2 separate regions of the Homo sapiens genome follow, and region 1 is linked to region 2. Evidence: chromatin contacts called from ENCODE Hi-C or POLR2A ChIA-PET data. All regions are on one chromosome and are shown on one strand. Each heading gives the region's core, a stretch centred on a gene start or an enhancer-like site at or near the end of the contact. The rest is flanking DNA. Distances are from core to core; before and after follow the strand shown.

What was found. Hi-C counts contacts between places; a loop is a spot of excess contacts on that map. ChIA-PET counts read pairs that join two places held with the same protein, here RNA polymerase II (POLR2A). Pooled maps may share reads with other maps.
Region 1: a map of CD4-positive, alpha-beta memory T cell shows a loop between it and region 2 (30-fold over the local background). The contact joins the promoter of ADAR here to the promoter of ILF2 in region 2. A Hi-C loop is called at or near these places in 1 of 168 maps with a recorded cell type or tissue (CD4-positive, alpha-beta memory T cell) and 6 of 50 pooled maps. POLR2A ChIA-PET finds 5 or more read pairs at or near these places in 1 of 52 experiments (HepG2).

The regions. Positions count from the first base shown.
Region 1 is chr1:154,604,907-154,610,909 of GRCh38, forward strand. It overlaps ADAR (adenosine deaminase RNA specific), which reads right to left and starts at 3,280. Exons shown (of 15, transcript NM_001111.5): 1 at 3,086-3,280. The coding sequence starts at 3,100. RefSeq lists a silencer at 3,054-3,163 and enhancers at 3,164-3,553, 4,223-5,216, 5,300-5,379.
Region 2 is chr1:153,666,472-153,672,798 of GRCh38, forward strand. ILF2 (interleukin enhancer binding factor 2) reads right to left here and starts at 4,522. Exons shown (of 14, transcript NM_004515.4): 1 at 4,447-4,522; 2 at 3,700-3,759; 3 at 3,365-3,407; 4 at 1,982-2,086; 5 at 1,529-1,606; 6 at 1,084-1,186. The coding sequence starts at 4,451. It overlaps TRX-CAT1-1 (tRNA-iMet (anticodon CAT) 1-1), which reads left to right and starts at 4,779; the gene lies at 4,779-4,850. RefSeq lists a silencer at 4,542-4,921 and enhancers at 4,962-5,101, 5,652-5,731, 5,742-5,791.

The DNA of each region.
Region 1 (6,003 bases), core at 2,030-4,529, 940 kb after region 2:
TCGACAGTCTGTCCACTTAAATATCCTGCCATAACTCAAACAGCACATATTCTGAACCAAATTAATAGTTCCCTCAAACTCAGCTCCTTCTCCTGTAGTTCTTATTGCTAATGGCATCACTCTCCTCCTAGCCTATTAAGGCTAGAAACCTGCGTCATCTTTGCTGCCCGCCTCCTGGCCTCATCTCCTGGATCTCATCAGGTAGTTGCCAAGTCCCACCTTGTCTGCCACCTCTGTACTGTGTCTTAAATGTGTTTTCTTCCAGTTCCAGCCCCTCATTACCTCTTACTGGGCCATTGCAAAGGCCTATAATCTTTCTATCCCTCTACATGCCAATCCAGGTGGCACATCTCCCTCCACAGCCACCTATCACAACTCTGACCCTTTCCTTATAGAGCTCCTTAAATGCCACTTGCTTCAGGAGACTCCTGACTCCCACCTTCTTCAGCCCTTGGGGTTTCCTCTCCTTGAGCTTCTCCTACTCAGCACCTGTTAAACCATTTACTTTCCCTCGTATCAGAGCTACTGGATTTTTTTTTTTTTTATGGCACACACACATTGCAGTGTCTGAAAGGTAATTAACATTAGGTGTCCTATAAGTTATACTCAACTCTCCACTCTCAATATTCCCAACACAGTACTGATGAGGGGCTTCAGTTGATTCCATGGTGAGCTCTTGGGGGTCAAGGACTATGCTTCAATCATCTCAACCTCTCTAGCACTTGGCACAAAGCTGATTCTCAACAAACATTTGTTGAATTAATGACTGCATGAACAAGACGCCACTATGCAAGCAATCATTTCTTTCTTGTTCCTCTTGCTGCACCCTCACGCCCACCATATTGCTAGGGACAGAGGCAAATGTGTGTACAGAGTGAGTGCTGGCTCCCAGAGCTGAATTATGGGACTTAGGGGTTCTCCTATTAGCTCTTTGAGTGACCTTGGGAAAAAAAAATTGTGTTTCAAAGTGGCTAGAGTCAGTTAAAAGCTAAATGTTTTTTAAACTGCTACTCTTGGCCCAAATCTGGAAAATATTTTAATGTCTGTCTATAGAAGAATTAAATTATGAAACATTCATTCTATGGAATAGTACTCACACGGTTATTTTTTTTCTTGTGAGACGGAGTCTCGCTCTGTTGCCAAGCTGGAGTGCAGTGGCATGATCTCGGCTCACTGCAATCAGGCTGGAGTGCAGTGTGATCTCAGCTCACTGCAATCTCCGCCTCCCGGGTTCAAGTGATTCTCCTGCCTCAGCCTCCGGAGTAGCTGGGATTACAGGCGCACGCCACCACACCCAGCTAATTTTTGTATTTTTAGTAGAGATGGGGTTTCACCATGCTGGCCAGGATGGTGTCGATCTCCTGATCCGCCCTCCTCGGCCTCCCAAAGTGCTGGGATTACAGGCATGAGCTACCACGCCCGGCCAGTTATTTTATTTTTTTAAAATGTGTCATATCTATTTGTATTCACCTGGGGATAATTTAGGAATCATATAATGTTCAATAAAACAACAAAAAGTTGTAGAATAGTATGTACATTATAATTTTTTTCCCTAAACAAAAAGAGAAAATCCATGAATGTGTATGTGTGCGCACAATGGAATGAACACAGAGAAAAGAAAGGAGATGTAAGTTTGCTAAGGATATCTTAGGGCAGTAGGGTTAGAGGGAGAGGAGGAGATTATTAATCTTTCTTTTTGCCCCCCTTAAATCCCCTAAACACCAAGCCACCGTTGAGTACAGCCATTTGGAAAGCTACGGAATAGGAGAGCAAGAAAGTGAGCAAGCAACCCACAGTGATCCTTTCTAAATCTCTCAGCATCACCTCTATGCAAATTACATAACAACTCATTTAACATTCATTGCCTCCCAGATTTCACTTTAATCTGGTCTCACATATTTAGGATCAAGAGATAAGCACTACCCCCTTTGCCTTTACCACACAGGTTCCACAGTGCAATACACTGACACCTGTGCAGAAATGCTTTTCCTTCAAGTTAGGCGTCCTTAATCCTTTCAAAGGAGTGCTTAAAAAAAAAAAAATATATATATATCTTAACAAAATTGAGGTATATAATTTAGATACAGTAAAATTTATCCTTTTAAGTGTATAAATCTATGAATTTCGACAATCGCCACCACAATCAAGATATAGAACATTTCTATTTCCCTAAAAAGCTTTTTCATGCCACTCAACAATCAATTTCTTCCACGATACCCAGTCCCTGGCACCCACGGATCCACTTTCCATCCCTATAACTGTGGTTTTTTTTTTCCAGAATGTCATATAAATGGACTCATACAGTATGCAGCCTTTTGAGTCTGGCTTCTCGTGCTTAGCATAACGCACTTGCGAGTCACCCGTGTTGTTACTTGTAACAGTATTTCCTCTTCACTACTAAGCAGTATCCCATTATGTGGATGTATTTCAGTTTATCTGTTAACCTGCTGAAGGCCATTTGTGTTTTCCCAGTTTTTAGCTATAAAGTGGTTAACAAGCTTTCTCCTACAGCTTAAGTGCCATTTTTAACTCCCAGAAGGCCTTCAGGAGGTGGATAAGGTGAGCTGAGGATAGTGTGCGCTGCTCAAAGTCCGAACGTTGTTCAAGTGGGGCTAAAGCGGGGGTAGGGGGTTCCACAAGGGGCCCTAGCAGAAAGGGAGACGATGTGTCTGCCTTGACATGGGCTCAGGCCTTCCTACTCAGACGGGGGCGCATTTTCCCCCAAGCCCTCTTCACGCACTGCTCCATTCTGCAGAATTAATGAGCAGGATACAAATTCACAAATTCCTAAACCAGCAATGCTGCTTGGCAAGACTACACACACACGCACACACACACACACACACTCTCACAAGACGCACAAATTCCTAAACCAGCAATGCTGCTTGGCAAGACGACACACACCCACACACACACACTCACAAGACGCACAAATTCCTAAACCAGCAATGCTGCTTGGCAAGACGACACACACACACACACTCTAACACTCACAAGACGCACACGCTACGCACTGCAACACAAAGCCTGTGAGGTTGTAAACGAACCCAGACGGCGGCGAAGGTCCAAGGCCGGCCCGGCTTACCTGCCGCGGATTCATTGCGCCCGCGAGGCATTGCCCGGCCCGACCCGCCGGCGGCACGACCCTGGCCCGACCGCTGGGCCGCGCCAGCCCCTCGAGGCCCCCACGCCTCCGCTACTCCGCACTGGAAGTGGCCCCGGGGCGTCGGCACGGGAAACTCCGCGGGTCTGCGCGCCGGGCCCAAGATGGCTCCGGTTCAATTTCGCTTTCGTTTCCTCGGAAAGCCTTCCCCTCCGGAAAGTTTGGCCAAGAGGAGGGGCTTGAGCAAATCTTGCGCCACGCTTGGTTTCAGGCCGGTTACAAGTCGAACCCCTCCGCTGCATGAGAACTACGGAAGGTACTTTTTTTTTTTTTTTTGAGGCGGAGTCTCGCTCTTTTTGCCCAGGCTGGAGTGCAATGGCGCAATCTCGGCTCACTGCAACCTCTGCCCCCCGGGTTCAAGCGATTCTCCTGCCTCAGCCTACGGAGTAGCTGGGATTACAGGCGAGCGCCATCACTCCTGGCTTTTTTTTTTTTTTTTTTTTTGTATTTTTAGTAAGAACAGGGTTTCACCACGTTAGCCAGGGTGGTCTCGAACTCCCGGCTTCAAGAGATCCGCCCACCTCGGCCTCCCAAAGTGTTGGGATTACAGGCGTCAGCCCCCGCGCCCGTCCGGTACTGTTTAGGAAAACCGCCGTTTCAGTACTGAGCTCCTAATTCCCCGCACAGGCCGTAGGCAGGAATACACGAATAGAGCAAAAGGAAAACAAAGGCACACAAAACCTCAGGCCAGAAACAGCATGACGCCCGGTCCTCCCTCTCTCCGCGCCAGCGCGGTGGTGGCCGCGTCTCCAATGTGGAGGGGGGGGGGAGGGGATGGGCGGGAGCGCAGATCTCGTCAAACGACCAAGGTCCCCACCGTGGGACCTTGTTAATGCTCCTACTATGTTATAAACTTAAGCAAGCAGATGCCAGCCAGTAAAAAGTACCAAGAGTAGCAACAGCAGCAGTGAACAATTTAGGATCTAGGTCATAAAAACTACCCCACCAGGCAAATGGTTAAGTACTTTACATGTATTATCTCCCTTAATCTTCACAACAGCCCTCCAAGGTAGGCATTATTCCCACTTTGCAGGTGTAGAAACCGAGGCTTGACTAAGGCCACGCTGCTGCCAAATCCAGGTCTGAAGGCTTTAGTAAAGCTCAGTCTTCAGCGCTTCTCTACACTCATTCAAATTACACCATTACTTTCAAAAAGATAACTTTTGTTATCTAGAGGGACAAAAGTCAAATTTGCTTCATGGTCAGGCTTCTCTAACTGCTGGATTTTTGTTCAAGGTATCTGGGAAACGATTATTCTAGGGTTCAACACCATCCTCACCTGTGAGAATGTTCTTTCCCTGTGTTTAATCTTAATTTTACCCCCATGCTTATGAAATTACAAGGCAGTCCCTTTATAGCAGTATCTCCAGCTGATGCCCTTTCATGGTGTTAGTCACTCCAAATTAACATTCCCTTGCAGGCTGGGCTCTGTCTTCCTTCTGGGCCTTTGCACATTCTATTCGTTGGCCTAGCATGCACCTCCTCCACGGCTTCCCGTGAATCAACCTTTCAAATTTACAAGGGAGGCCTTCCCCACAGCAGGTAGGGGGAGAGGAGGGGGAGCAGGTGCTGTTTGTGGTTTCCTACTCCATGCTTCTCGAGTTACTGGGCGCCTACCCCTAATAGGGCACTTGCACACTGCGCTAAAAACGCCCCATTCGATCATTTAACAAAACTTTACTAAGCACCTAATTATGTGGCAGATACTGTGTTAAGCACCCAGGATATGACACAAATAAGAGCGCCATCCTTTAGCTAGTCTGCTAGGGAAGATGGATGCCTCAGTAATCACAATTATCATGTACTTCTTGTTCATATATCTGCCTCTAGAATTGTCAAGTCATCTCCTCGGGGGCAGGAAGCATGTTTTGTATCCTTATATTCGCCTTCAGAGGGCTGGTTAGTTGAAAGAATAACAGACCCCTCAGTAGGTATAACAATGGGCAAAAACAATCGAAAGACAACTTCACAGGAGATAAAAAATATCAAACATATGAAAAGGTTCTCAACCCCATCACATCAGAGAAATGCACAGTATAGCTACAGTGAGCTACTGTCCATTCACCAGACAGACAGCATTAGCCATCTGATTAGACCAGGTGGCAGCAAGGATGCAGAGCAGCTCTTAGTCACTACAGGAAACCAGTTTACCATTATCTAGAAAGGTAATGGTAAACCCCAAGAAGTTCATGGTTGCATTATTTGTAATTAATAGCCCCCAAACTGGAAACAACCCAAATGTCCATCAAAAGTAAAATGGATAAATGGTGGCATATGCCCATGATGGAATACAATACAGCAACAAAAATGAAAGATCTACGCATGCAACAAGGTAGCTAATTATCTAAATATGATACTGAGTGGGAAAAGCCATATGTATACTATATGATCCCACTTACAGAAAGTCCCAAGCCAGGCAAAACCAAACTATAGTATGCTCTGCATAAAAGACAAAATGAGGCCGGGCGCAGTGGCTCATGCCTGTAATCCCAGCACTTTGGGAGGCCGAGGTGGGCGGATCACGAGGTCAGGGGATCGAGACCATCCTGGCCAACATAGTGAAACCCCATCTCTACTAAAAGTACAAAAAATTAGCTGGGCATGGTGGCGTGTGCCTGTAGTCCCAGCTACTGGGGAGGCTGACGTGGTAGAAACGCTTGAAGCAGGGAGTCGGAGGTTGCAGTGAGCCAAGATTGTGCCATTGCACTCCAGCCTGGAGACAGAGCAAGACACCGTCTCAAAAAAAAAAAAAAAGAAAAAAAAAAAAAAAAAGACAAAATTGTGGTTAATCACTTCTAGGGAGAAAGGTGGGAGTTTTGACTGGGAAGAAATCTTTTGGG
Region 2 (6,327 bases), core at 3,272-5,771:
CAGGCTTCTGAGTAGCTGGGACCAAAGCATGCACCACCATGCCCAGCTAATTTTTTTCTTTTTGTAGGTACAGGATCTCTCTATGTTATACAGGCTGGTCAAACTCCTGGGGTCAAGTGATCCTCTTGCCTCAGCCTCCCAAAGTGCTGGGAATACAGCCACCACACCTGGCTTCTACCCTTTTTTGATGCCAGTAGCACCCCCTTGTTTTAACAATCAAAAGTACCGCCAGATACTGCCAGATATCCCCTGGGTGGCAAAATTACCTCCAGTTGAGAAACATGGCCGTACAGTAACCTGCTATACATTCTTTCAGACACACACACTCCAGCGTTTGTCCCTTATCACTCATTAAAAAACATTTGTCAGGCAGGGTGCAGTGGCTCACGCCTGTAATCCCAACACTTTGGGAGGCCAAGGCGGGCGGATCACCTGAGGTCAGGAGTTTGAGACCAGACTAGCTAACATGGTGAAACCCCGTCTCTACTAAAAATAGAAAAATTAGCCTGGCATGGTGGCACTTGCCTGTAATCCCAGCTACTTGGGAGGCCAAGGCAGGAAAACAGCTAGAACCCAGGAGGTGGAGGTTGCAGTGAACCGAGATCACGCCATTACACTCCAGCCAGGGCAACAGAGTGAGATCCGTCTCAAAAACAAAAACTAGAAACATTTGTCTTACAAACATCCTTTCTCACAAGAAATTTGAGCTTTCAAGATCCGTAAGGGCTGGGCACAGTGGCTCACGCCTGTAATCCCAGCACTTTGGGAGGCTGAGGTGGGCAGATTGCTTGAGCTCAGGAGTTTGAGACCAGCCCGAGCAACACGGTGAAACCCTGTATCTACAAAAAATACAAAAATTAGCTGGGTGTGGTAGCACACATCTGTAGTCCCAGCTACTCGGGAGGCTAAGGCGGGAAGATCACTTGCTGTAGTGGAGGTCAAGGCTGCAGTGAGCTACAATGGTACCACTGCACTCCAGCCTGGCCAACGGAGGGAGAATTTGTCTCAAAACAAAAAAAGATACCTAAACCCCTAATCCAAGTGCTATGTTCTGTTCCCATGACCAGAAACAGGCACACTCACACGTTGGCAGAATCTTGAGTATCACCACCAGGTCAGCCACATTGTGTCCTGTAGTCATTGTCCCCTTTTTATAGGATCCCACCTGTCGAACTTCTTCAATTTGCTGTTGGAAAAAGGATTTCGGGGAAAAACAATTTAGAAGAAAAAAAGGTGCCTAGGTCCTCCCAGAACTGTTACAACACAGCTACCTGTTACCCAAATTAAGAAGTAGCAGAGGTGAAATCACCCCCAAAACCACCACATGAAAGCCTGATACATCACAGCTAGCATAACAATGATACAAGTCTTGTCCCCAAGATCAGTACTACAAAGAAATTCCACTGTACTTTCTCATTTTAGGCTTGGCTTTGGATAATAGACAACTGAAAATTAAAAGTCAAGAGCCAAGGCAATTTCCACACTACCAAAGCTGCCCTTTCCTAAAACTAAATCATCAAAAACTCACCACTTCAAATGTCCCTGGAGCCACAATCAGATTATCAATCACATTGTTTATTTTTGTCACCAGAGAAAGGATAGATGCCTGAAAAACAGTATGAAACAATACTTGAAAATGAAAAATTATAAGCAATTTCTCAGAATTTGAATATTTTCTCCTAATCCCTTCCATACAAGCTGACTCAATACTGACATAGGGCTTTAAAAACACTTCATTCTGGCCTTGAATATATGGGAAGAGAACAACTCTTTGTCCCCAGTAAAAATAAGAATGCATATGTAATTTGTTTATATATCCACCTGGCTATCTCCACCCACAATGAGAAATAAGGAGAACAATTAAACCCTTTGTGGATTTCAGGCTCTGTTAACACCATTCTTAACCTTACCAACAGTTACTCTTTACCAATACTTTTAACTGCTTTAGAGACATTTCTGGAAGACAGCCAAAAGAACATACCTGTTCAGCAGAATTGGGAGCCAGGTCCTGATTCCTCTTCAGCAAGGCCTCACTGAAGGAAGTTTCATCAGGTGCTGGCTTGACCCGGGGAAAGGCCATTTCACACTAAACCAGAAGTAAACAACTACATTCTATTTGCCGAAGATAATATACAGGAGAGATTGTTTTTTCTATTACTACGACAGAAAAAGGTTAAAAACAGAAAATTCTACACTTGTTTTTACTGCTTAATTTGTTCAATTAGCTGGGCGTGGTGGCTCACACCTGTAATCCCAGCTACTTGGGAGGCTGAGGTGATAGCTGGGCGTGGTGGCTCACACCTGTAATCCCAGCTACTTGGGAGGCTGAGGTGAGAGAATCCCTTGAACACAGGAAGCGAGGTTGCAGTGAGCCAAGATCGCGCCATTGCAACTCCAGCCTGGGCAACAGAGTGAGACCCTGCCTCAAAAAAAAAAATTTATTCAAAGGCCAGGCACAGTGGGTCACGCACACCTGTAATCCCAGCACCGTGGGAGGCTGAGGTGGGCAGATCACTTGAGGTCAGGAGTTCAAGATCAGCCTGGGCAACATGGTGAAACCCCGTCTCTACTAAACAGACATACAAAAATTAGCTGGGCATGGTGGCAGGTGCCTGTAATCCCAACTACTCAGGAGGCTGAGGCAGGAGAATCGTTTGAACCCTGGAGGCAGAGGTCCTGATTCCTCTGCCTCCCAGGTTCAGTGCAGTGAGCCAAGATTGCACCACTGCACTCCAGCCTGGGTGACAGAGTGAGACTGTCTCAAAAAAAATAAAAAGTTCAAACAAGGATAAAAGCTGGAATAGCCATAATTTAAGCTATCACTATCTTTATAGTAACAGATATACCATAAATACAATTACTTGTTCAGAACAAAGATTATAATCATGTTTAATGCCAACAGTAGCCAAGGAATTATTCTCCCCACCATGCTTACACTGTTTCTGTATGTAAAGCAACACACAGTTGACTCAAAACCCCAAATCTTTTCACAAATCACTTTCCCTCCCTATTTCAACCATCTTTTTTTTTTTGTAGTGGTGCCATCTTGGTTCACTGCAACCTCCGCGTCCCGGGTTCAAGCAATTCTCCTGCTTCAGCCTCCCAAGTAGCTGGGATTAGACACATGCCCAGCCAACTTTTTTATTTTTAGTAGAGACGGGGTTTCACCATATTGGCCAGGCTAGTCTCAAACTCCTGACCTTCAGGTAATCCATCTGCCTCGGCCTCCCAAAGTGCTGAGATTACAGGCGTGAGGCACTGTGTCTGCCCTCTTCAACCACCATCTAACTTCATTAACTGGGAGATACTGGGCTCCATTTCAACAGTGACCAGAAAATGTGTATCATTAACCCAAGGTACTCACCAAATAGAAGTCAAATGGGATATGTGGTACAAAGGGCCTGAACCTAAAACATGAAAAACAGCCAAATTATTCCCTAGGTAGGAATCAAGCGAGATGTAAATAACACGCCAACAATTTTGAAAACATGTCAGTCCTCAGAATGAGTGACAAAGTCTCCGGGGAGGGAAAGAATCATTCTTAGCATAGTGGGGCCAAATTCATTTAACAGGAGTGCAGGAAAAGACCACAGTTGGCTCTCGCAAAACCAAGTGACATTAGTCTACTCTAAAACTCCTATTTAGATGACAAGCAGAAACTAACAACCAAGTGCAGAGATGCTAAAAGCTGGTACTCACCCTCCTCCTGGGCCTCCTCTGGAACCAAAGCGCCCACCACGACCACGGCCTCTGTCACCCCTAGAAATGCAGATTTTATTTTGACCTCATTGAAGGAATACCCACCGGCCATATCATCTTAGGTTGGCTACTTTCATCCCTCGGAACCTCCCAACGGTAGGCAAGAGACCCCACTCACACTTACACTTGTCCCCATTCCAAATGGTGCCCAGTTACACCCCCATAACCTCCTCTAAGTTAATCCAACCCCCATCAAGTAATGATGGGGCTCAGTGAGCCCTACACTTAATAACCCATAATCCTGGGCCACACGAATCCTAATACTTCGGAGGCTAAAGATTGCTCATTTCTTCACTAAGGTACACATTTATCGGGCGTGTCCTAATGTCAAGGCCTTCGCACTGAGGATGAATGCGGCTCGCTCCAGCATTCTCAGCCCGGATGACGGGGGCGGGGGAAAGGTGGGGAGCTCCTCCAGGGGCTTGAGGACACCCCCTCATCGCAACCCTTCAGAGACAAAGGTGTCGAACCCCCCTCCCCACTCCTGGGCCCGAACCCCATCCCGGGCCCAAGTTTCCCCGCCTCTACCGGCCTCCATCTCTCCCACTATCCTAGACCAGGAGTTCTCAGGTTTTTGGCCAGCCCCCGGATACATGGCCCTTTCTGATACTCCGACTTCTTTCGGCCCACGTTCACAAAGTTTTCCGTCGAATACCTGAAACCTTTCGACCGCTTCGACCCACTTACCTCATGGCGCCTTAAAACACGAACAATGGAGGCCGCACCAACCGCCCCTTCCTCTGAGTAGCAGACAACTGAAGAGGCGTCTTGCCGGCGTGTCCCAATAAAACCCGGTGCGATTGGCTCCCGCCTTACCCCATCGCTTATGCCTATTGGCTTACTTTGTCAAACCGGGCTTATGAACCAATAAAAAACGCCTACTGTGTCAGGAACTAGCCAATAAGAACTGGTTCTATAGTAATGACGAATTTTTGATCAGACATTAGGTGGCACTAAAGAAGTCAGGACAACGACTACGTAGTGTTCTATAACAATCATGAGAAATTTTAGTTCTAGATAGCAGAGTGGCGCAGCGGAAGCGTGCTGGGCCCATAACCCAGAGGTCGATGGATCGAAACCATCCTCTGCTATCGGAGTTTTTTCATTGCCCTGTACGGCATACGTAATCTACGTTTCTTTAGTGAAGGAAAATATCTTGCCAATTTTCCTACCTCAAAAATGCAACCAATATCAGCTATTTTTGCCACTAGCAGTTGAAGTTGATGGGGAAAAGGGAGTTTAGGCAACTATGAACACTGCACGTCTACAAACTCGAAGCAGGAGAAACAGGTTTTAGATAGGAGAGGAGTATATTGATTGAATTAGTGTGGAAAACATGGTTTTCCATGTCCATGGAAACAGGTGATCCACCCGCCTCAGCTTCCGAAAGTGCTGGGATTACCGGCGTGAGCCACAGCGCCCAGCTTGGTTACATAAATTCTTTAGTGGTGATTTGTGAGATTTTGGTGCACTCATCACCCGAGCAGTATACACTGAACCCAACTTGTAGACTTTTATCCCTCACCTACCTCCCTTCCATAAGTACTTTTTCGATATTTAATTTACTACAGCAGAACGTAAACATCTTAAGTCTAAACGTATTCTGGCCACGTAACCACCATCCAGATTAAAATAAATATTATTAATTTTTAAAAAACAAGCAAACAAAAAGCGGACCGAGTGCGGTGGCTTGTGGCCACCCAGCACTGTGGGAGGCCGAGACGGGTGGATCACCCGAGGTCAGGAGTTCGAGATCAGCCTGGCCAACATGGTGAAACTCCGTCTCTACTAAAAATACAAAAATTAGCCGGCGTGCTGGCGGGCGCCTGTAATTCCAGTTACTCAGGAGGCTGAGGCAGGAGAATCTCTTGAATCCGGGAGGCGGAGGTTGCAGTGAGCTGAGATGGCGCCACTGCACCCCAGCCTGGGCGATAGAGGGAGACTCCGTTTAAAAAAAAAAAAATCTTACTTGAGGTTTGTTGAGCTTCTTGAATCAATGGCTTCAGGTTTGTCGTCCATTTATTAAATTTATCAGCTATTATCTCTTCAAGTATTAGTTTTACCTATTATTTCCCTCGTTCCTGAACTCCAAATAAAGACGGGTTAGACTTTTCCCCCAGTAATCTCTTTGTCTCTTACCCTCTCTTCTATTATTTCATTTTATTTAGACACAGGGTCTCACTCTGTTGCCCAGGCTGGAGTGCAGTGGTGCACCATCATAGCTCACTGCAGCCTCAACCTCCTGGCCTCAAGAGACTCTCCCATTTCGGCCTCCCTAGTAGTTGGGACTACTCAAAGGCACAGGCCACACCACTCCGAGCTAATTTTATTTTTTTTTTTGAGATGGAGTCTCCCAGGCTGCAGTGCAGTGGCGCTATTTCAGCTCACTGCAACCTCCGCCTCCCCGGTTCAAGCGATTCTCCTGCCTCAGCCTCCCGAGTAGCTGGGACTACAGGCGCCCGCCACCACGCCCAGCTAATTTTTTTTTTTTTGTATTTTTAGTAGAGACGGGGTTTCGCGGTGTTAGCGAGGATGGTCACCATCTCTTGATCTAGTGATCTGCCCGCC